Linked DNA regions of Homo sapiens: region 2 is linked to region 1. The links are chromatin loops, found by intact Hi-C in ENCODE. Cell type or tissue: IMR-90. All regions are shown on one strand. Each heading gives the region's core, and the rest is flanking DNA. Links, peaks and the distances in the headings are about the cores only.

Evidence for each region. A loop is a pair of places that touch in the nucleus more often than their neighbours do. Peaks named below come from ENCODE experiments on the same cell type or tissue, not always from the same donor. Only the 100,000 strongest peaks of a DNase experiment are listed, where the experiment ranks them.
Region 2: it touches region 1 in a loop (17-fold over the local background); 21 of 110 quality-filtered maps call a loop at or near these places.

What each region holds. Positions count from the first base shown.
Region 1 is chr2:44,976,464-44,987,265 of GRCh38, forward strand. No RefSeq gene overlaps it. Among named protein-coding and RNA genes, the nearest start is that of SIX2, 28 kb to the right of the region's middle. RefSeq lists an enhancer at 1-240. In IMR-90, for the core only: a CTCF peak has its summit at 5,331 (motif pointing right); a DNase peak (open chromatin) is centred at 5,358; H3K27me3 peaks cover 2,286 bases.
Region 2 is chr2:45,572,495-45,583,296 of GRCh38, forward strand. SRBD1 (S1 RNA binding domain 1) reads right to left here. Exons shown (of 21, transcript NM_018079.5): 6 at 9,199-9,316; 7 at 7,381-7,519; 8 at 2,133-2,229; 9 at 713-848. Among named protein-coding and RNA genes, the nearest start is that of SRBD1, 33 kb to the right of the region's middle. In IMR-90, for the core only: a CTCF peak has its summit at 6,144 (motif pointing left); a DNase peak (open chromatin) is centred at 6,137; H3K27ac peaks cover 320 bases.

The sequences.
Region 1 (10,802 bases), core at 1,767-9,766:
TGATAATGAGCTTTGTTACACATTCCCTTGGTACTTCAGTTTTCCTATCTGTAAAATGAAGGCAACAATATCCACCTTATGGGTTTGTTATGAAGATTAAACAACAAATCAAGACACGAAGCAACTGCCTGGCACTTAGTAAGTGCTCAGTCAATGCAGGTTACTATTGTAGTTATCATCATCATTATGACAAAGATTATGGTTATTATTCTTGCTTGTCCTTTGGGCACATACTTCCCTCAAGAATGCATTGGAAGCTGGGTGCGGTGGCTCACGCCTGTAATCCTAGCACTTTGGGAGGCTGAGGCAGGCAGATCTCCTGAGGTCAGGAGTTTGAGACCAGCCTGGCCAACATGGCAAAACTCCATCTCTGCTAAAAATACAAAACTAATTAGCCAGGTGTGGTGGCACATACCTGTAGTCCCAGCCACATGGGAGGCTGAGGCAGGAGAATTGCTTGAACCCAGGAGGTGGAGGTTGCAGTGAGCTGAGATAGCGCTGCTGAACTCCAGCCTGGGTGACAGAGTGAGACTCCGTCTCAAAAAAAAAAAAAAAAGAATGCATTGGGTTCATTGGGTTCAGACGCTCTTGGGCTGTGGTCTTCCAGCTGTAGCCTCCCATTTCTATGACCTAGCATGTCTACATTCACACTGACTATTTTTTTCCTCATCCTTTGTGGGAAACCTGCTTCTCCTCCTGAATGCCCCAGTTTGGTGAATGGCACACTATCCCTTAATGCATGGCGTCCCTTCCGTATCCTTCCCTTCCCTCAGCCCGCTGTGCTCAGCCAGTGTGCAAATCACATCTGGGCCCAGCTACCCCACTCCAGGAGGAGTTGGTCACTCACTCACCTGCACCTGGAGTGCTTTTCCATAAGGCCAGAGTAGTGCTTGTCACATATGCTGTCATTTTTGTTTTTAAGCCTATCTTCCCTGTACAGAATGCCTAAGGGTTACGTCTTCTGTTTCTTTTATGAGGCAGGTATCAAGGATGGCTGGATAGGAAAGAGGGTGCAGGGAAGCATTGTGAACCTTGGGTCTAGTGACATCGCTATCATTCTCTCTAAACTTTAATGACCCCTCTTTGCGGTGATTAAACTGAATCTGCTCTCGCTCCTTCTAGACACTCAGGAAAATGAAGCAACCATTTCCTCCCTCCACCAGGATATGTTGATCCTAAGCCCAGAAAGGTTAGGCGACTTGCCTAAGGACACAGAGCAAATAAAAGGATTAACACATCTGAATGCAAGACATTGAGGAGTTGACACTGCCAGTTCCTCCCACTTCTTAAACAAAGCATCAGTGTGCTTCCCTGGCACCATCCACAAAGGGTGGGTGGGTTGAGAAGCGGGAAGATGTAGAAGTATGGGGGTTGCACTCAAAGCCATAGGTTTGGGGGACTTGTCTCAACACACACAGGAGAGGGGAAGGACAAAGTCAAAACAAGTTCCAGACTTTTTCTGGCAAAGAAATATGCCAGAAAGATTTGAACTGTTCTAGGGAAGGCTTGCTGGAAGAAACCATCTCTCTTCTCTGACTAGGCACCCACTCCTCTGTTCAGGCAACAGCCAGTAGCAATCTTTAAGGAAGACATAATCAGGCCCTCTTTTGCATAGCTGGAGATACTGAGTGAGCTATTTTCAGATGCCCAGTTCTGGGAGAGTTAGGAGATTTAGGTGTAAGCAAGATTGGGATGAGTTGGAAAAGGAGGGAGGAGAAGTGTGGCCAGGCCAAAATGACAGAGATTGACAGGGAAGTAGAGAGACAGTGCTGGTATGGGGCCACTGGAGCAGAGGAAGGTGTAAGAGTGATGGCCACTGGCATTTACTAAGCATCCACTGGGCACCACAGCCACGCCAGGGGGATGGTAAACTCATTTTACGGAGGTAGAGACTAAGGTTAGGGGAGGTTGAGTAAATCACCTGGAATTACAATGGCAGAATCAGCATTGGAACTCAAATCTCTGACTCCAGATCCCAGGCTCTTTCCTTTGTTCATATAAAGGAGAACTTTGGGGTTGGGTCTAGGGACCACAGGGCCAGGGTTTGTTTGCCTGAAGGGGTAGAGAAGGATTTCATGACAGGGGCCATCTCTCCCAACTCTGTCCTCCAGACACACACACACACACACACACACACACACACACACACACACACACACCACACACATGCCCATTCCTTCAACTGGCTGGAAAGTGCAGGATTTGGAGTTAGAGATCAGGTTCATCTCTGAATTATTGAGTGGATAGCCTTTCTATCTCTGCACTTCATAAAATCATGACCACTGTCAGGCCAGGCGCAGTGGCTCATGCCTGTAATCTCAGCACCGTGGGAGGCTGAGGCAAGTGGATCACTTCAGCCCAGGAGTTTGGTACCAGCATGGGCAACATAGCGAAACCCTAACTTTACAAAAAATACAGAAATTGGCCTGGTATGGTGGCATGCGCCTGTAGTCCTAGCTACTCTGGGGGCTGCGGTGGGAGGATCGCTTGAGCACAGGAGGTCAAGGCTGCAGTGAGATGTGACAGCACCACTTCACTCTAGTCCGGGTGACAGAGTGATGCCTTGTTTCACAAAACAAACAAACAAACAAACAAAAAATCGGATCTCCCAGAGAATATATGATACACCTAAGTCTTTAATAACCATATGGTTCCTGATAGAAGTTCATAATATTTAAAATATTAATGCTATATAGTTGCTATTGCCACTGCTCACGCCATGTTGAGAATTGAGGGGCGTTTTTTTTTTTTTTTTTTTTTCCCCTTGAGACAGAGTCTCACTCTGGCCCAGGCTGGAGCGCAATGGTGCGATCTTAGCTCACGGCAACCTCTGCCTCCTGGGTTCAAGCAATTCTCCTGCCTCAGCCTCCTGAGTAGCTGGGATTACAGGCACCTGCCACCACACCCGGCTTTTTTTTTTTTTTTTTAGACGGAGTTTTGTTCTCGTTGCCCAGGCTGGAGTGCAATGGTGTGATCTTGGCTCACTGCAACCTCTGCCTCCTGGGTTCAAGTGTTTCTCCTGCCTCAGCCTCCCTCCGGAGTAGCTGGGATTACAGGTGCTCACCACCACACCCAGCTAATTTTTTGTATTTTTAGTAGAGATGGGGTTTCACTGTGTTGGCCAGGCTGATCTCGAACTCCTGACCTCAGGTGATGCACTCGCCTCAGCCTCCCAAAGTGCTGGGTTTATAGTCGTGAGCCACCATGCCCTGCCCTAATTTTTGTATTTTTAGTAGAGACGGGCTTCACCATGTCAGTCAGACTGGTCTCGAACTCTTGACCTCAGGTGATCCACCCCGCTCAGCCTCTCAAAGTGCTGGGATTACAGGCATGAGCCGCCGCGCCTGGCCGAGGGATAGTGTTTTAAGAGGCCTGACCTAACCTCTTGTGAAGAGCACAGGGAAGACCAAGTGGACTTTTCTTGGTCTCCATTCATCACTGAGGTAAAACAACCTGGCCATCTCATCCATCCCCCTGCCTCTCAGCTACCTCCCTGTCGCTCCTCTCCTCATTTATCCAAGCATTATCACTTCTTTTAAACTTTTCCTTGAAGGAAGTTCTGAGTTATTCTTGAGGATTAATTTCATACCTTTAGAGCAAGATTCTTACACTTTTTTGTGTGCCATAGCCCCTCCTCCCTTCCCCCCTCCTCCCTTCCCCCCTCCTCCCTTCCCCCCTCCTCCCTTCCCCCCTCCTCCCTTCCCCCCTCCTCCCTTCCCCCCTCCTCCCCGGGCAGTCTGAATAACACTTTCAAACGCACAAAAGATAATACATAGGACATCAAAGGAAACCAATCATTTTGAAATACAGTTATCACAATATTTTTAAAGCAGTGATATAGTAATATGTGCTTCTCCATTAATGGATTAAAGAATAAAATCTACTGGCAGGACTAGTAACCACTGGAGTTTTAAAACACGGATAAGCATAGATGATATTTGCAGAAACCTGCCACTACTGTAATGGGATTGGAAAATATCTGTTATCACTGCTGTTATCACTACTGTGGTCTGTTACCTACATTCATCATTTTTTAAAAAGCTAAATTTCAGTTGGAAGTTAGTGAAGATAAAGACGTAAGCCTTTTCCCAACCAAAGTCATGGACCCCTTTGAATTCTACCTATTAATCTCTTGGTGAAGGGAAGGGGGTGTCTGTGGACTCCAAGTTAAAAGGATTTGTTTTAGAACAGTGTTTCTCGCAGTGTGGTTCCAGCACCAGCGATATTAGCATTATCTGGGAAACTATCAGAAATGTAAATTCTTGTCCCCACCCCAGCAGATTTACTGAATCAGAAACTCTGGGGTGGGGCCCAGCAATCTGTGCTTGAATAAGCCTCCAGGTGAGTCTGCTATGAGCTCAAGTTTGAGAACCACTGCCTTAGAGTTGGGTAGGATACAATCTCCGAAGCAGAATGCATGGCCAAGATGACTCCTTCCCCTCAAAGTCTTAGAGAATGATCTATTGCCTATTTTCCTGCTCCACTTCCTTCAGACTAACTCTGAATCTGGGGTAGACTGTGGTTTGGAGTTTAAAAACCCGAGATCCTTGTTAATGCGTAATGAAGTGCTACAAAGCAGCTTCTGTCACAAGGGTGGTATAAAATACAGCTGCAGGGACAGCGGTTAAAGTTTCACTCTTTTATGGACATAAAAAATAATTGGCCTTCTAATTATCTCCATAAAAGTGAGAAAACTTGCCTGGCTTATTGGCATCTTTATTAGCACTAGGAAATAATTAGACATCCTTAATAGCTTTCTAATGATCCCTAGAGGAGGGAGCCATTTTTAGGGCATCTGCTGCCATGATTGGGTCATTATGGAGCCCTTCAGACCTGGTCTACACAGAGTGGAGTGCTTGCACATTCATCAGTGCCCGGTACTGGCTTTGGATCTCTGATGGCTCACGTGCCAGGAAAGGCGTATCTCTCATGGGCCCATGACTCTTTCCGGAGCCTTGGCAGCATCTGTCCCTGGTCTGGGAAGAGGACCCTCACTATGGTGGACTGACAAGGGGGGCTGATTATTTATGGATAGGTGAACCTCCTCTGGTCCTATCTTTTTAAGGAACTTGGAGCATGTTTATTCTATACCAGTCTCCTTTGGGAAAGATTGCTAGGCTTGTAACATTGCAATTCTCAGACCCCAAAGCACAAGCTTTGAAAAACTGAAGTCGTATTGGTAAGCAGGACAGTGGTTTTCCACCTGGTTGGTACATGGCACCCTTGCAGGTTTGGGGTCTCTGGAGGATTGAGCTTTAGGGCTGAGTGTTAGGGAGGAACGGAATCTCCAAGTGGAGGGAATCCGAGCCTACGTTTCTCCAGCAGGTGGCGCCATAACTTTACCTTCCGCGTCTCCGTCGCCTGCGATGGAAGCCGAATTTGCAGGCAGTGATGTGAGGCAGCTGTCTGGGAATCCTCTCCTCTGTATTTAGGGCTTTAATATCTCATAGAAACCCACATCATCTTCTCTCCAACTGACCTTCTCCAAGCCACTCTCATCCCCAAACCCTCGATATTTCTGATTCTTTATCTGAGAATCGTGAACAACCCTTCATAAACATGTCAGAAATACTGACGGTCCTTCCAGACCTGGAACACTGTGGAAGAGTTTGGGCAAGTCATAAATGATGCTCTCGATCACTCCCACATTCTGCGACTGTCCCCAGACCCTCCGCCTCTTCTCAGAGGTCTGCCATCAGGATCTTCAGCGTGTATGATTTGCTTACTTTGTCAGCCTAATCATAAGGTAACTTGAGCTCATAGCAGACTCACCTGGAGGCTTATTCAAGCACAGATTGCTGGGCCCCACCCCAGAGTTTCTGATTCAGTAAATCTGCTGGGATGGGGGGCAAGAATTTACATTTCTGATAGTTTCTCAGATAATGCTAATATTGCTGGTGCTGGAACCACACTGCGAGAAATACTGTTCTAAAACAAATCCTTTTAACTTGGAGTCCACAGACACCCCCTTCCCTTCACCAAGAGATTAATAGGGTTTTTAAACATCTCTCAGGGGTTAGGTAAAGCCACAAGGCAGATGATCATCTGGATTTCACTCTGAACAGTGTTTGGAAAGATGGACTCTGGACCGATAAGGTTGGAGCATACATACATATGTGTGTGTGTGTGTGTGTGTGTGTGTGTGTGTATATATATATATATATTTTTTTTTTTTTTTTTTTTTTTTTGAGAAAGAGTCTCAGTCACCCAGGCTGGAGTGCAGTGGTACCATCTGAGCTCACTGCAACCTCCACCTCCCAGGTTCAAGCAATTCTCCTGCCTCAGCCTCCCGAGTACCTGGGATTACAGGTACAGGCCACCATAACTGCCTGATTTTTGTATTTTTAGTAGAGATGGGGTTTGACCATGTTGGCCAGGCTGGTCTCGAACTCCTGACCTCAAGTGATCTGCCTGCCTCGGCCTCCCGAAGTGCCAGGATTACAGGCATGGGCCACTGCGCCGGACCAAGAGCATATATTTTTACACATGTTTACACCTTACTACATGAGTTAGGACTGATCCTGGTTTTACAGAATCTCAGAGTTCACTTACCTAATTCAATTGCTTACCCAATGCAGGCATCCTTCCTGCAATTTGACAACTTGATAGCAGCAGGGTCCCTTCCAGTTTGCAGATGATGTTCATAGCTCTTTAATGCTCACTGCAACCCTGTGAGGAACACTGGTGAAGTGACTCACCCAAGGACTCCTAGCTACTAAGTGGCAGGATTTATTAGTGTCATCTGACTTCAAGGTCAGCACTCTGTGCAACACAGCTACCTCCCCATCATGCTTGGTAAATGTTTCTCCACTTCTTTTCTTTTCTTTTCTTTTTTTTTCTTGAGACAGAGTCTCACTCTGTCGCCCAGGCTGGAGTGCAGTGGTGCCATCTCAGCTCACTGCAACCTCCACCTCCTGGGTTCAAGCGATTTTCCTGCCTCAGCCTCTTGAGTAGCTGGGATTACAGGCATGCGCCATCACCCCTGGCTAATTTTTGTATTTTTAGTAGAGATGAAGTTTCACCATGTTGGCCAGGCTGATCACGAACTCCTGACCTCAGGTGATCTGCCTGCCTCAGCCTCCCAAAGTGCTGGGATTACAGGCATGAGCCAATGCACCCGGCCCATCCAATTCTTAGTGAATACTGATACAATGGCCACAATTACTCCCTCCTAAGGTGGTGAGTCCCACTGTTTGAGACCTCGGGTTTTGAAAAACACTTTCCTTATTGTCTGGTAATCCTCTGCTGCATAACCACTTTACCCCAAAACTTAGTGATTTAAAACAACAGGCTGGGTATAGTGTCTTACACCTGTAATCCCAGCTCTTTGGAAGGGTGATGTGGGAGGATCGCTTGAGTCTAGGAATTTGAGACCAGCCTGGCCAACATGGCGAGACTCTATCTCCACAAAAAGTAAAAAAAATAGCCAGGTGTGGTGGCACACACCTGTAGTTACTTGGAAAGCCAAGGTAGGAGAATGGCTTGAGTCCAGGAGGTTGAAGGTTCGGTGAGCTGTGTTTGTGCCACTGCACTCCAGCTTGGGCAACAGAGTGAGACCCTGTCTCAAAACAAAACCAACCACAACAAAAAACCCCAAAAAACCAAAACCAAACCAAAACAACAACCGTGTTCTTCTATCTCATGATTTTGTGCACGAGGAATTCAGAGAGCACTCGCTTGGATGATTCTTCTGTTCCGTGGGGCATTTAGTTGGCCAGTGAGCTGGTCTGGAGGGTCCAAGACAGCTTCTCTTGCACATCTGGTGCCTTGGCAGGGAGGGCTGGAAGGCTGGGCTGGTCTGGACCTATCAACTAGAGCACATCATGGGCCTCAGGGCAGTTGGGCTTCTCTCAGGGAGGCTCAGAGCTCCCCAAGTGAGCGAGGGAGAGTTCCAGTAAATGAGGTGGAACCTGCATACCCTTTTATGACCTAGACTTGGAAGTTACGTAACACCACTTCCACCACATCCTCATTGTCAGAGGCCTGCCCAGGTTGGAAGAGAAGGGAGATAAATTCTGCCTCTTGATAGGACAAGTATAAAAACTTTTGCCACCATGCTTTGAAACCACGTTATTTAATTGAAGTTAGCTTTTCTGTATCTGCCTCTAGCTGTACACTTTCTAAATCTAGTCTTTATTCTCTATTTAAAACCTTTTTGTCAAGGTTCAAGGCAGCCTCTCTAGATACCTAAGGTCGATGACTCAGTCCACAAAATGATGCCTTGGGGTGAGACACCAAAATAACAGAACTCTCATTCGTATTTTAATTTTACCTAAAGAATGTAAAGTGAGCCTTTACTAATGTTTTATATAAGATTTGACACTGACACCCACCTTCAGGCTGTGTTTCAGGTGGGTATTTGTTACCTGCTATACACAAGCTATGCCAAGGGAAGAGGGGGTGTTCCCCAACAGGATTGCAAGTGGGGACTTGAGCCATTTGTGTGCCTTGTGTTACAGAAATGCTTGAGTTTATGGGTGCCAAGACAATGGGATCTAGCTTCAGTAAAATTACCCATCCCCAAATGGTTAAGAAACTTTCAAAGATTTTTGTAAACAATCTTTAGATTGAAAAACTAGACAATTAATACAATCAAACAATGGGAAAAAAAATGACAGAGTAGGCATTTCAGCTCCTGGCTTGGACACTTCATCTGTCATGTTATGAGGTGAAAACAATAATACCCTGGTCAGATCAGACAAGGCCAGACCAAAAAAAAATAAAAATTATGGAGGTTATTTGAAATATGAATTTGCATCTACTATTGGTATTGCTGTTAAATTTGCATCTACTATTGGTATTGCTGTTAAAAATAAGATATTAAAATGTTAGAGCTAATTTTATACCTTATTCAATTTTAATAATTTTTATGTGGTTTATAATGTACATAATATCGTATACTATATATTTAAAATACATATATGGGTCATGCTCAAATATTTTTTTCTGATTCAGCATATGAACAAAAACTTTGGAGACCAATGGAATCTATTTCCATCTTTCCATTAATTTAGCAGATATTTATTAAGCATGTACTATACAAATGTACATAATATACTAAATATTAAATATACAAAAATAAGTAAGGTCTTTGCCTTCAGGTATTTTGGAAGATATGTTTTTTTCAAAATTACAGCTGGACGTGGTGGTTCACACCTGTAATCCCAGCACTTTGGGAGGCCAAGGCGGGTGGATCACCTGAGGTCAGGAGCTCGAGACCAGCCTGGCCAACATGGTGAAACCCCGTTTCTACTAAAAATACAAAAATTAGCCGGACATGGTGGCACGCACCTGTAATCCCAGCTACCCTGGAGACTGAGGCAGGAGAATCGCTGGAACCCAGGAGGCAGAGGCTTCAGTGAGCTGAGACTGTGCCACTGCACTCCAGCTTGGGCAATAGAGTGAGACACTGTCTCAAAAATAATAAAATAAAATAATAAAATTATTTGAAATAAAGTGTCATGATAGAATTGTTCACAAAGTACTGTGAAACACTCAAGTAAAAGTACGTCAATTCAGGATGTGCGCGGTGGCTCATGCCTGTAATCCCAGCACTTTGGGAGGCTGAGGCGGGTGGATCACAAGGTCAGGAGATTGAGACCATCCTGGCTAACACGATTAAACCCCGTCTCTACTAACAATACAAAAAATTAGCCAGGCACGGTGGCGGGCGCCTGTAGTCCCAACTACTCAAGAGGCTGAGGCAGGAGAATGGCATGAACCCGGGAGGTGGAGCTTGCAATGAGCCGAGACCACACCACTGCACTCCAGCCTGGGCAACAGAGCAAGACTCCATCTCAAAAAAAAAAAAAAAAGTAAGTCAATTCTACCTAGGGGAATCAACCATGGAGGACTTCACAGAGGAGGTGACATACGTAACAAGTGCATGGTGGCAGACACTTGCCTTCTTGTTCTTTCTCTTCTTTGGACCTTCTCCAGCTCTGTTATGGCTTCCTTTGAGCATAGTGATCCATTTTGCACACAGTATTCCAAAGAACAGGGAAGAAGAGTATTTCCAAACCTCTTCCGGTTGACATTTGGAAATAGGCTATGTACTCCATGATGTCAGGGTCCACGTTATGCACATAATTGCAAACTGGCACTGGGTATGATGCCTGGCACATCATAGACTCTTGATTAATATTGTGCAATTGAATTGCATTGGACTTCTTGACTACACCAGTTCATTAGTTAATGTCTTTGGAGAGTAGCTAAGAATAATCTGTGTGCCTTCACCTTCAGCTCCCAACTCACACATTTAGGTGGGTTATTATCCATCTCCAGTCTGGCCATCACTTACCTCAGTTTACTGGTCTTTTTCTCAGGAGCCTTCATGAGATCTTCCTGAATTTGTTCACATCCTCTTGGTCCTTCACTCCCTCAAAAGCATAGTGTCTTCTGAAAATCTGGAGATTTTATCATATTCTTCCAGATTATTCATAAAAATTAGGTAAAAATATTTCTGGTACTGATTCAATAGGCTGGAAAGTGGAAAAATTAAACTCTCTCTGTTTTTCAATAGCTTATCTCCTCCTTAGCTATGAAAAAAAAAAACAGCTGTGGGTTTTAAACAGACCTCTTCTACTTCTGGGCTTTTCCTGAGAGAGGCAGCCTGATAAAAATCTGAACTAAAAGTGAGAACATCTCTGGAAGTCGCCTGAGTCCACACAAATTCATCTAGGGATCTATGTGGCTGAACACTTCCTGCATCCAGTGCCTAGCTGTATTGCAACTTACCTGTCCATAATACCCTCTGGTGGGAACAGCATGCAATGGGAAATGAGGCGCTGCACCTTCTTGGC
Region 2 (10,802 bases), core at 1,567-9,566, 600 kb after region 1:
TTTCCAGAAAAACAAAAACTAGGAAGTTTGTCACTAGTAGACCTGCCTTACATGAAATATTACAGGAAGTGCTTCAGACTGGAATGAAAGGGCACTAGATAGTAACTTGAAGCCATACAAAGAAATAAAGAACACTGATAAATGTCATGATATATGTAAATATAAACGCCAGTGTTACTGTATTTTTGGTTTTTATCTCCTTTTTGCCCTATGTAATTTAAAAGCCACATTCCACAATGTAGATATAGCCTACGACTACACTTAGGAAAAAAAATTAGTAAACTGAAAAATGAAATTAAAACACTGAGATACAATGACTGATTTATATAAGTAAATGAGACCTCTCACACTTTATTCTAAATCAGATATCTCATATTTGTATTTCACAGGGAAGAGATCCAGAATTGAGCTCAAATATAAGGATACTGGGAAGCAGAGTCTAACAAAAAGATCACCAGCCAAAAAGTCAAGATACCTAAAATGTTATATTGTCAGCTCTGCTAATAATTCTCAATGTCACTTGTTAACTTCTCCGGGTCATTACTTCCCAATTTGTGAAGCGGCAAGGATATGACAATATTATAAGAATTTATATAAAGAAAAAAGAAAACAGTTGACATAAAATTATTTAAATTCTTAGTAAAGTAGCAGGCAAATCCAAAATATTATCATTATTACGAAATCAGCATGCACATGCAGTTTCTTTATTTACCTGATGATGGTGAATGTTTCTTATGTTGCAGGAAAAATGCTGGTAGAGCAGAAACTTATCAACATCTTTCTCATTTACCTTTTTTGAGGATACTTTTGCCAGAGATGACTGGATACAAACATGTCTCTTCTGGCACCTGTTCAGATACACAAGTGTTCAAAAAACAAGCAGTTATTAATTTGTGCTTTAGTAAAGAATATATAGAAATAAGGATAGCAAAAAAAGTTAAGCCATTACCAAGTGAGTTTTTTTAATGATGCCCAGCTATGAAATTGATATTACTACCCCATCAAAAGGACTCTTTGCCTATTCATACTAGCATAGTCCTCCAGATCTATTTATATATCTACTCAATCTTCCCATAAAATGCCTAAATGAATTCAGAAACCATCTGCAATTATGCAAAAGATCAAAACTATCTATAGAAATCAAACCAATAGCTCTGATCTAAATATCAGACTTTTCTAATCACTAAGACAGTCACAGTCAATTAAAAACTTAAAAAAAGAGAAACAAAAGGATGTGTCAGGACAGCTTCCAATAACAATTTATAATACTGAACCAAATTTAAGTGGCATAATTACTTATAAAAACACATTTTAAAACCTGAGCAATTATTTTGCTTCAACTCATTCCTGCTGGAGCCACTGAGAAAATACAAAAGTTCTTTCTAGCAACAGTAGTCAACTAGGTCATCTCCTCCTTTCCTCTCCTCTGCACAGCTCAAACAGCTAGATATGTGGAGGGAGAGAGAGGAAGAACAAACCTCTAGCAGAAACCTGTCTTCTGATACACAGCAGAAAAAGAACAAAATAATACAAAAATAGGGTTTTTAATTAATGTGTTTTTTTAATGATGCATAAAATCCATAAGCCCAAGAAGGCTCTAGGTCAAAGATCTTTAATGTCTGATAAATTGGGACTGTGATGCCATAGATAAGCTGCTCTCCTCAACAGCTAAAAATCATTTGGAGGTCAGTACTTTTATTCATATCTGATATTACACATTCTCAAGTAAAGCCAATCACTGGTAAACACCAGAAACGAGATACTATAAAATAAGCATACATCACAATCAACATGTTTAAAAAGCAATGCCACTCTAAAGGACATGAATCTCTCTTCGTATATATTGTGTAAGGCAATGGTTTTTAAACTCATCAGGCCCCTCCACTGAGATGCCTCAGTGTAAGGAGGGTGAGTAGGCAGAGTTCCAGGCTCCCTGTCCAGAATTCAATTAAAACAACTTTACTTTTATCTGTTTTATATATTTGGGCTCTGTTGTTTGAACAAAGAGTTTTGCTACTTTAAAAAAAAGTCTGAAAACAAAGTTTTTAATGAACATTGGTATTAGCACTAACCGTGTGACCCTTAACAGCATGAGTCCATAAAGCAGAAAACTCCATAAAAGAGATACTCACAAGTTCCGAATGAAGTCAAGCGTGTCTTTGTCTTTAGCAATCATATCTGCTAAAATATGCTGCACTCCTATTTCAATATCCTGAAGCGTTGAAAGCCCTTTAGGAGAAGGGTAAAAAGGAAAACAAAAACAAAAAGTATACGATTGGTTTTAAATTCTATAACTAAATCACAGTAAATTAATTCCAGTCAAAATAAAACCTTAAGTTGACAGTCTTAAGACAGAAAGATATTGCAGCAGTATACTAGCTTCCCTTTGTAACAAAAACAAGTCTCCAAAAGCAATAATACAGACATAATACATAATATACTGCCCAGTGGTAAAAATGCATCTCTGGAGCCAGCTGCCTTGTCGAATCCTGGTTCTACCATTTGCCAGTTGTGAGACACTGGGCAACCTACTTGACTCCTCTGTACCTCAGTTTCCTATAAAAATGGAATCATAACAGTACCTCCTTTATGAAGTGATTACAAATACTAAAGATGTTATGGGAAATATATATTAATAGAGTCAAAACCCAAGGGACACTACTCCATTTGTTTAAAAAATTATCCTTTAGAAGCAATTTCTATTTTGGATTATGGGGCATTTTTTCACATTTTCAACGACCCATTTGAATTTCACAAATCTCAAAAGCACAAAACAAGAGTTTTCATGCAGTTGTTCCTCTTCACAGTTAAATTGTCTACAGATGAGCATTAAGTTCTCTTTAAGCATTTCTAATTTGCTAATTTATAGCAATGAATCTTGTAAATCAAGGTCTTTCTGATATCAACTTACACTGAGAGAGATCATTTGCACTGCTTTGTTTCATTTCTTTTGTCTTTATCATTCTATTTGCATGAAACGTTTTTTGCACTAAACCTGAATTACACAAGCACTGCATATCATATGTATATTTTCCTGTAAGTAAAGTTTTAATAAGTAATAAGGTACAAAAGCCAAAGAGGACAGGAAGATATTTGTTATGGCATAATTAATAAATAGAAAATATCTAGTTTGGTTGTGTTAGGATAGCTATGTTACCTACTGAAGTAATTATGTTTACAGTTGACCTTTAAACAACATGGGTACAGGTCCACTTCTTTTTCTTTTTCTGAGATGGAGTCTCACTGTCTTCCAGGTTGGAGTGCAGTGGTGCGATCTTGGCTCACTGCAACCTCTGCCTCCTGGGTTCAAGTGATTCTCCTGCCTCAGCCTCCCAAGTAACAGGGATTACAGGCACACACCACCACACCCAGCTAATTTTTGTATTTTTAGTAGTGACGGGCTTTCACTGTGTTGGCCAGCCTGGTCTCGAACTCGTGACCTCAAGTGATCTGCCCCCCTCAGCCTCCCAAAGTGTTGGGATTACAGGCGTGAGCCACTGCACCAGTCTGCACTTCTACATGGATTAATTACAATAAAAGTTGGAACAAGGGTGCCTGCCTCTCGTCACCCCTTCCACCTCCTCCACCACTTCTGCTTTTGCTATTCCTGAGACAGAAACAACTCCTCCTCCTCCTCCTCCTCCTTTTTCTCGTCAGCCTATTCAATGTGATGATGAGGATGAAGACCTTTATGATAATCCACTTCCATTTAATAAACAGTAAATATATTTTTTCCTTACAAATTTCTTAATAACATTTTCTTTTTTCTAGCTTACCTTATTGTAAGAATACAGTATATAACACATATAACACACAAAATGTGTGTTAATCAGCTTTATGTCATCAGTAAGGCTTCAGGTCAACAGTAGGCTATTAACAATTAAGTTTTTATAAAGTCAAAAGTTATACCTAAATTTTCAACTTTGAAGAGGGAGTCGGGGGGGGTGGGGGTTGTTCCCCTAATCTCTGTATTATGCAACGGTCAATTACATTTTAAAGAAATTTAAAGAAAGAAATGTGGCTAATGAAACTAATAGTAATTCTATTTACATTTTAAGAAAACTTTCCTATGAGGGAATTTTCAGTAACAAATTACCTTTACAAGATGGGAGACTGTATATCTAATGGACTTAAAACAGCTATAACACATAGAGCACTCAATAAACATTTGCTCTTCTGTTAGCTCTCTCAGTCTTCATCTAGGAAAACCATTCACAAGAACTAATTCCTGGAGTTCCAAGTATCCCAGAGCATCATCACATGAAGTTTAATGACAACAACAGGGTGATAACTCAATAGTAAAGATGGAACCTACAGGGAGAACCATTAATGGAAGCAGAGGACAGAAGAAATTATAGACTTTGCAATAAGAAAGGGCCTTTGAAAATCCCCCATCATAAGAGGGGAATATAATTTGAAACTTTATGTAATTAATGAATCTAATTAAAATTGTGCTAGAGCGCTAGAGAAATGTTGTAAAGTGTAGTCCAAGGACCCAAAAATAAAATCATACCAGGTACTTGTTAAAACTATGAATGGCTAGACTGTGGAAATGAAGTACTTCACGGAGTGTCCCAGATAACTCTGATACTCATTCAACTTTAAAAAACTGCCACTAGGGAAATGCCTTGAGCTACTTCTAGAGCAGTGGTTCTCAATGGGAGATAGAAATTATCAGAATCATTTGGGACACTCTTTCAAATTACATTCCCCTTCTCAGTCCAACCAGGGAGAAAAATAATTTAAAAGGAAAGTCTTCTGTGTTTTGAAAAAGCTCCTTTCCCAATCAAAGGGAATAGATCTTGTGGGTTTAATACAGCCAAGATAACAGATGTTCCAAAAGTTTAGCACCTCAGTTAAATCAGGAGGAAATATGGTACACAGAACCAGAAAATCATATCCTTTGCCTTACAATGAAATCTTCCCAGCTACAGAATCTTCAAACCTCCACACCTGTAAACAAAAACCGAAAGGCCAACATTTCTTTTCACTTTCTCCGCACTTAAGCTACCTCTTCTTATGTATGACAGAACTTCCTCTTGGACACGAAAGTAGTATTTTGGATCTCCCAGGACATAGTCCATTTGTGGCACAGTATAGCTTTATGATTCAGACCAAATGCTTACTGGTCTGTGGCAAGCAAGCAAGAAGTGTCTTCTACTGGGGAAAAAAAAAACTGAACTATCTGGTTTCTTAAATATTTCTTTCAGGAATGATAGGAATTATGAAACTTCTTTCGAAAAACAAGTAAAATTAAGGATGATCATGATTGTGTGTAACATAAAGGAGGAGGAGACAAAGAGAAAGAGAAAACATTCCTATCAAACTTAAAAAAAAAAGCAGTACCTAGCTTATATAGACTTACTAATAATAATTCTACATTTTTGATCAGGGTAAAAGAAAGAGGGAGTAAAGCAAACAAAAGTCCTCACACGTCTGCTAGTACAGTACTACTGTAACTGTGCTAGACCCTGAACTATCCACATTATAAGAAGTATCACCAAGTGTCCATTGTCATATATTCCAGCAGCATCACCATGTAGGACAATCCAAAGAGATATGGTTATCAAAAACCTACCCAGTAGGAACTCAGTGTATGAGAGAACTCAAGAGACCTTGGTACCAAAGGTAGTGAGAAGTAGAAGGAAAGAAAATCAACCACAAGGAGAAAAATAAAAATAAAAGCAGTCGATAAGCCTTTGTGCATCTAACATTCTGAAAGTTTCAACATTCCATTTTAATAAAACATATGATGACTGGGCACAGACAGTTTCCCACTGTGGTTAACCTTAATGCTTAGCTATAGTCTTAGCTATTATTAAAATATTAAGTGTTGCAACCATTTGGAAATCTAACTATAAATACACATTAAAAATTAAACAAACTTGAATTTTACTCATTTCAACCCATCTCTAAATTCACATAATCCTTTTTTACTTTTTCATTATTGCCCTTCTCCAAACATTAAGATTAAGTGTGTTTGGGTATGAACAGATATTTGGATTTTACAGACACACCCACTCAGTTTTTTAAATCACAAATTCACATTTGCTGGGTTATGTAAAATAAAAACAGGCTATAGTATGCTATAATTTTCTACAGATTAGTACATACTGTGGATTTTGTTATCAGAGACTGCCCCCTACAGACATTTACATGTCCCAGCCTATGGGATCCACAGAAGGACAAAAGAAACTGGAGGTGGGGGCGGGGTGGAAAGACGTAGGTCAAAGGGTACAAAGTTGTAGCTACATAGGCTGAAAAAGACTAGAGTTCTAACATACAACACGGGGGCTACAGTTAATAATATCGTAATGTATACTGTGAATTTGCTAAGACAGATTTTAGGTGCTCTTAACACAAAAGAAGGTAACTATGTGAGATGATGAATATGTTAATTTGCTTGATTATCATGTATAGAATAGTTTGACTATAATACTCACTTCACTATGTATTAATATATGTATATCAAAACATCATGTTGCACATGTTAACTATATAATTTTTTAATATTAAAAAAATAATTTTTTGAGAGTAGAGACCACCAAAACATCAATTTCCCCACTCAATCCTAACAGCGAATTCCTGAGAAAAAGCCACTCTTAACCAAAGTTGTCACTCTAAGACTCATTTTTACAATAAAACCAATGCATCTTGACATTTATCAACTGTCATTTCCCTTGAGTTTTTCTTAGAAATATGTCTCCCTTACTTCTTCCCTCTCTTATTCTCTGTTGTGCATGCACACACACAAAACAGGAAGATACACTTGGAGGGAAATTTCAGAAAAATACACTTTACTTCTACAGTAGAAGTGTGAGAGTGGAGCTTCACTTTACACTTCCTGGATGTCAAAACTCTTGACATTTTTAAAGAGTATTTATGACTTTTGCAAGTAAACAAATTTTCAGAAATAAAAGCTGTAACAGACAATATAGGAGAATCTTTATAAACTTGGGATATGAAGGAATTTCTTTAAAAAGAAAATACAGCTATTATCTTAAAAGATGATTAACTATAATAAAACTCAACTAATACCTATTTATCAAGGGATGCCATAAAGAAAGTGAAAAGACAAGTTACAAACTGGGAAAAAAGATTTGCAACACATATAAATGACAAAAATTATTTTAAAATAATAATTTTAAAAAGAACAATACAATAGAAAAACGGGCAAAAGACTAGAACAGGCACTTCATCAAAAGAGAAAAGCTGAATGGCTACTCAATAGGTATGTCAGGATTTATTTCAATTATTCTACATACGCTGTAATATTCTTTTGTATAATCAGTACTTAACAAAACAGTTTTTTAACATACGTTTTTAAATTAAAAAAAAAAAAAAAGAAACAAAGTTGATCTCTGTAAATAAAGCCAGTACCTTTAACGTCAGGCCTAATGTACGATAGCAGACTGAGCTCCCCTGGTTTCTCAAGCAGTGCCCTGGCTGCTCCTTCTAAGCCCAACTGTCTTGCTCTCTGGGCTTTAGTCCCTTTGCTTCCAGTTTTATATGGAGCAGACTAGAAAATAAAGACAGAAAACATATGATTATGTTTTAAAAAAACAAAAGTTAAAACTAGGTTACAAAATTAGAGGACATGCTGAGAATGCTAAAGAAATCCTTTTCTCAATCTTTTCCTCTTCCTTCAGAGATGAATTAAAACTAATTTGAAAATGCTTTACTGTATGAAGATGGTATGTGCTTTATCTTATTCTTTATATTTTTCTATATGCTAAATTAGTTGCTTGGTTTCACTCATCTTAAAAACTCATTGCTTGGACTGCAAAGTCCTCAACTCAAGCAAGCTCCTTTAAAAGTGTTCTACACATAATTCTACTTCTTCGTTTTTTTTGTTTTTTTCTTTTTTTTGAGATGGACTCTCGCTCTTTCGCCCAGGCCTGAGTGCAGTGGCGCGATCTCGGCTCACTGCAAGCTCTGCCTCCCAGGTTTAAGTGATTCTCTTGCCTCAGTCTCCCAGGTAGCTGGGACTACAGGAGCGCACCACTACGTCCAGCTATTTTTTTTTTTTTTTTTTTTTGCATTTTTAGTAGAGACAGGGTTTCACCATGTTGGCCAGGGTGATCTTGATCTCTTGGTCTCGTGATCTGCCCGCCTCGGCCTCCCAAAGTGCTGGGATTACAGGCGTGAGCCACCGCACCTGGCCGGTCAATTCTTCTACTTCTTTTTTTTTTTTTTTTTTTTTTTTTTTGAGATGGAGTCTTGCCCTGTAGCCCAGGCTGGAGTGCAGTGGCACGATCTCAGCTCACTGCAACCTCCTACTCCCGGGTTCAAGCAATTCTCCGCCTCAGCCACCTGAGTAGCTGGGATTACAGGCACCCGCCACCACGCCCAGCTAATTTTTGTATTTTTAGTAGAGACGGGGTTTCACCATCTTGGCCAGGCTGGTCTTGAACTCCTGACATCGTGATCAGCCCACCTCGGCCTCCCAAAGTGCTGGGATTACAGGCTTGAGCCACCGCGCCCAGCCAATTCTTCTACTTCTTAATCCACTCACTCTCCAACCCACCATCATCTGGCTTCTCTTCTCACATACCTTGCAGGAAATGATATCACAAAAATCCATGATGATCTCCTAATTACCAAATATATATATTTTTTTCAGTCTTCATTCTGCCAAACTTCTCTGCTACACATAACTGCTGATCATGACCTCCATCTAAAACTCTCTTCCCTGCTGTTCCAGGGCACCATCATCTCCTGATTCTCCTCATACTTCTCTATTTTTTTCCTACCTCCTTATGCTCTCACATCCTCCATCCACACTTCAAAAGGTGGTAACCTCCAGTGGTCAATCCTGACCTGCTAACAAACACTTCTTGAGTTCTTCCATTCTCATGGTTTCACGTACCAACTACAGGCTGAAGACATCCACATCTGGATCTCTAGTTCAGCCCTCTCTGATAAGCTTCACGTTTGTATAATCTACTGTCCTTCCCTACTTGACTGGAAATTCCTTGAGACAAAGACTATGTATTTATTCATCTTTGTAAACCCAAGTGCCTAGCACAAAAAAAACACTCTATAAATATTTATTGAATAAAGAATAAATATTTTGTTGCATTAAATAATGGTGGCTAATGACGTTAGCTTTTTATTTCTTGGTGTTCTTTAATCATAAGAAGACCCAAATTGCAATATATTCAGGTATTACATTAAAAGATAAAAAGGATTCCTTACCACGTGTTCTAGTTCTTCAAAAGTTTTACAATTCAGCATGGCTTTTAACAAGCACTCAGACATCTTCCCTTCCTTCTTAATTTTCTGGATTGTACTATGAACTTTCTTTGCAACAGCCCTGAAAAGAGAAACTTTTGTAATATACCAAAACTGTATGTCAAAACTTTCTTTTCAAAGCTACCTCAAACTTACAGAAAAGTTGCAGGTAAAGTAAAAGGAACTTTATTGTCTCTGAACTGTTTGAGAATAAGTTAACATCCCTGCACTCCAACACTTTAGTGTGATTTCCTACAAATACAAATCTTCTACATAACCACAAAATAACCATCATTATCAGGTAATTAACACTAATATATTACTACCATCTAATGCAGAGCTCATTCAGGTTTTACCAACTGTCCCAATAATATCCTTTATAGTGGATTCAGTTAAGAATTATGGGTTACATGTAGTTGGCATGCAACTACAGTCTCCTTCAAGCTAAAACAATATTTTAGTCTCTCCTTGATTTTCTTCTCCTTGATAAGGCCTTGATGTTTTTGAACGCTACTGGACAGTTATTTTGTAGAATGTCCTGCAGCTTGGGTTTCTCTGATGTTTCCTCACAATTAAATACCGATGGAGCATCTTTGGCAGAAATATCATAGAAGTCATACTGTGTTCTTACTACACGTTATTAGGTGACAAATGATTTTGATTTGTCTCATTACTAATTAACTTTGATCATTTGATTAAGGTAGTATCTGTGGGTTTCTCCAAGACACAGGTACTCTTTATTCCTCTTGTAATTATAAGTATTTTGTGGAGAGGTACTTTGAGACTATATAATTATCCCATTCCTCATTAAACTTTGAATTTATTCACTGATTTATTTATATCACTATAGATTTAATGGTTTTTTATTTTACTTAGTGCTACAATCCATTGCTATCATTTATCTTAATGTTCAAATTTTTCCAGATTTGGCCAAAAGTAACCCCTTCAAGCTAGCTTCTGTGTCCTTTTGACATGTATCTGTCATTCTGCGAGCACTTCCTTATTCTCTGGCATATGATATTTCAGGCTTATCTTCTAGTTTCCCTGCCCCAGCCCTGGAATCAGAAGAATGATACTTAAAAACCAAGGTATAGGTACTAGATATGCTCATTGCTACTGGAGTATCACTGCTCAGGATGGGCACACCTAGCACCCATAATTGGTTTCCAAATACCATTCCCCACTAAAAAGAACCAGGATTCCATGTAGAAAAGTTGATTCCAGGAATCAATTTACAGGGATCACTAAACAACTAACGACAAAAGGAAGGGTGGGCACAGTAGTTCCCCCACTTTACAACAGGTTTTCACTGTGAATATACAATCCTGTTGTTACAGTTAATGCTTCTCATCCTATTGTATTACCTCCTATTTATAGAATCTGCCTAATAATGGTATTGCTAAAATGATGGGCAAAAGTTAGAGATGATAATATGATTTATTCAAAATGATCGATGGAAAAGAAAATTAAATCTACTTGTAAATTAAAAAAAAAAAACTAAAGGCAGAAGACTATAAATTAAAGAGAAGAATATAAATTAAAAAGAAGAATATGCAGTACTTAGATTA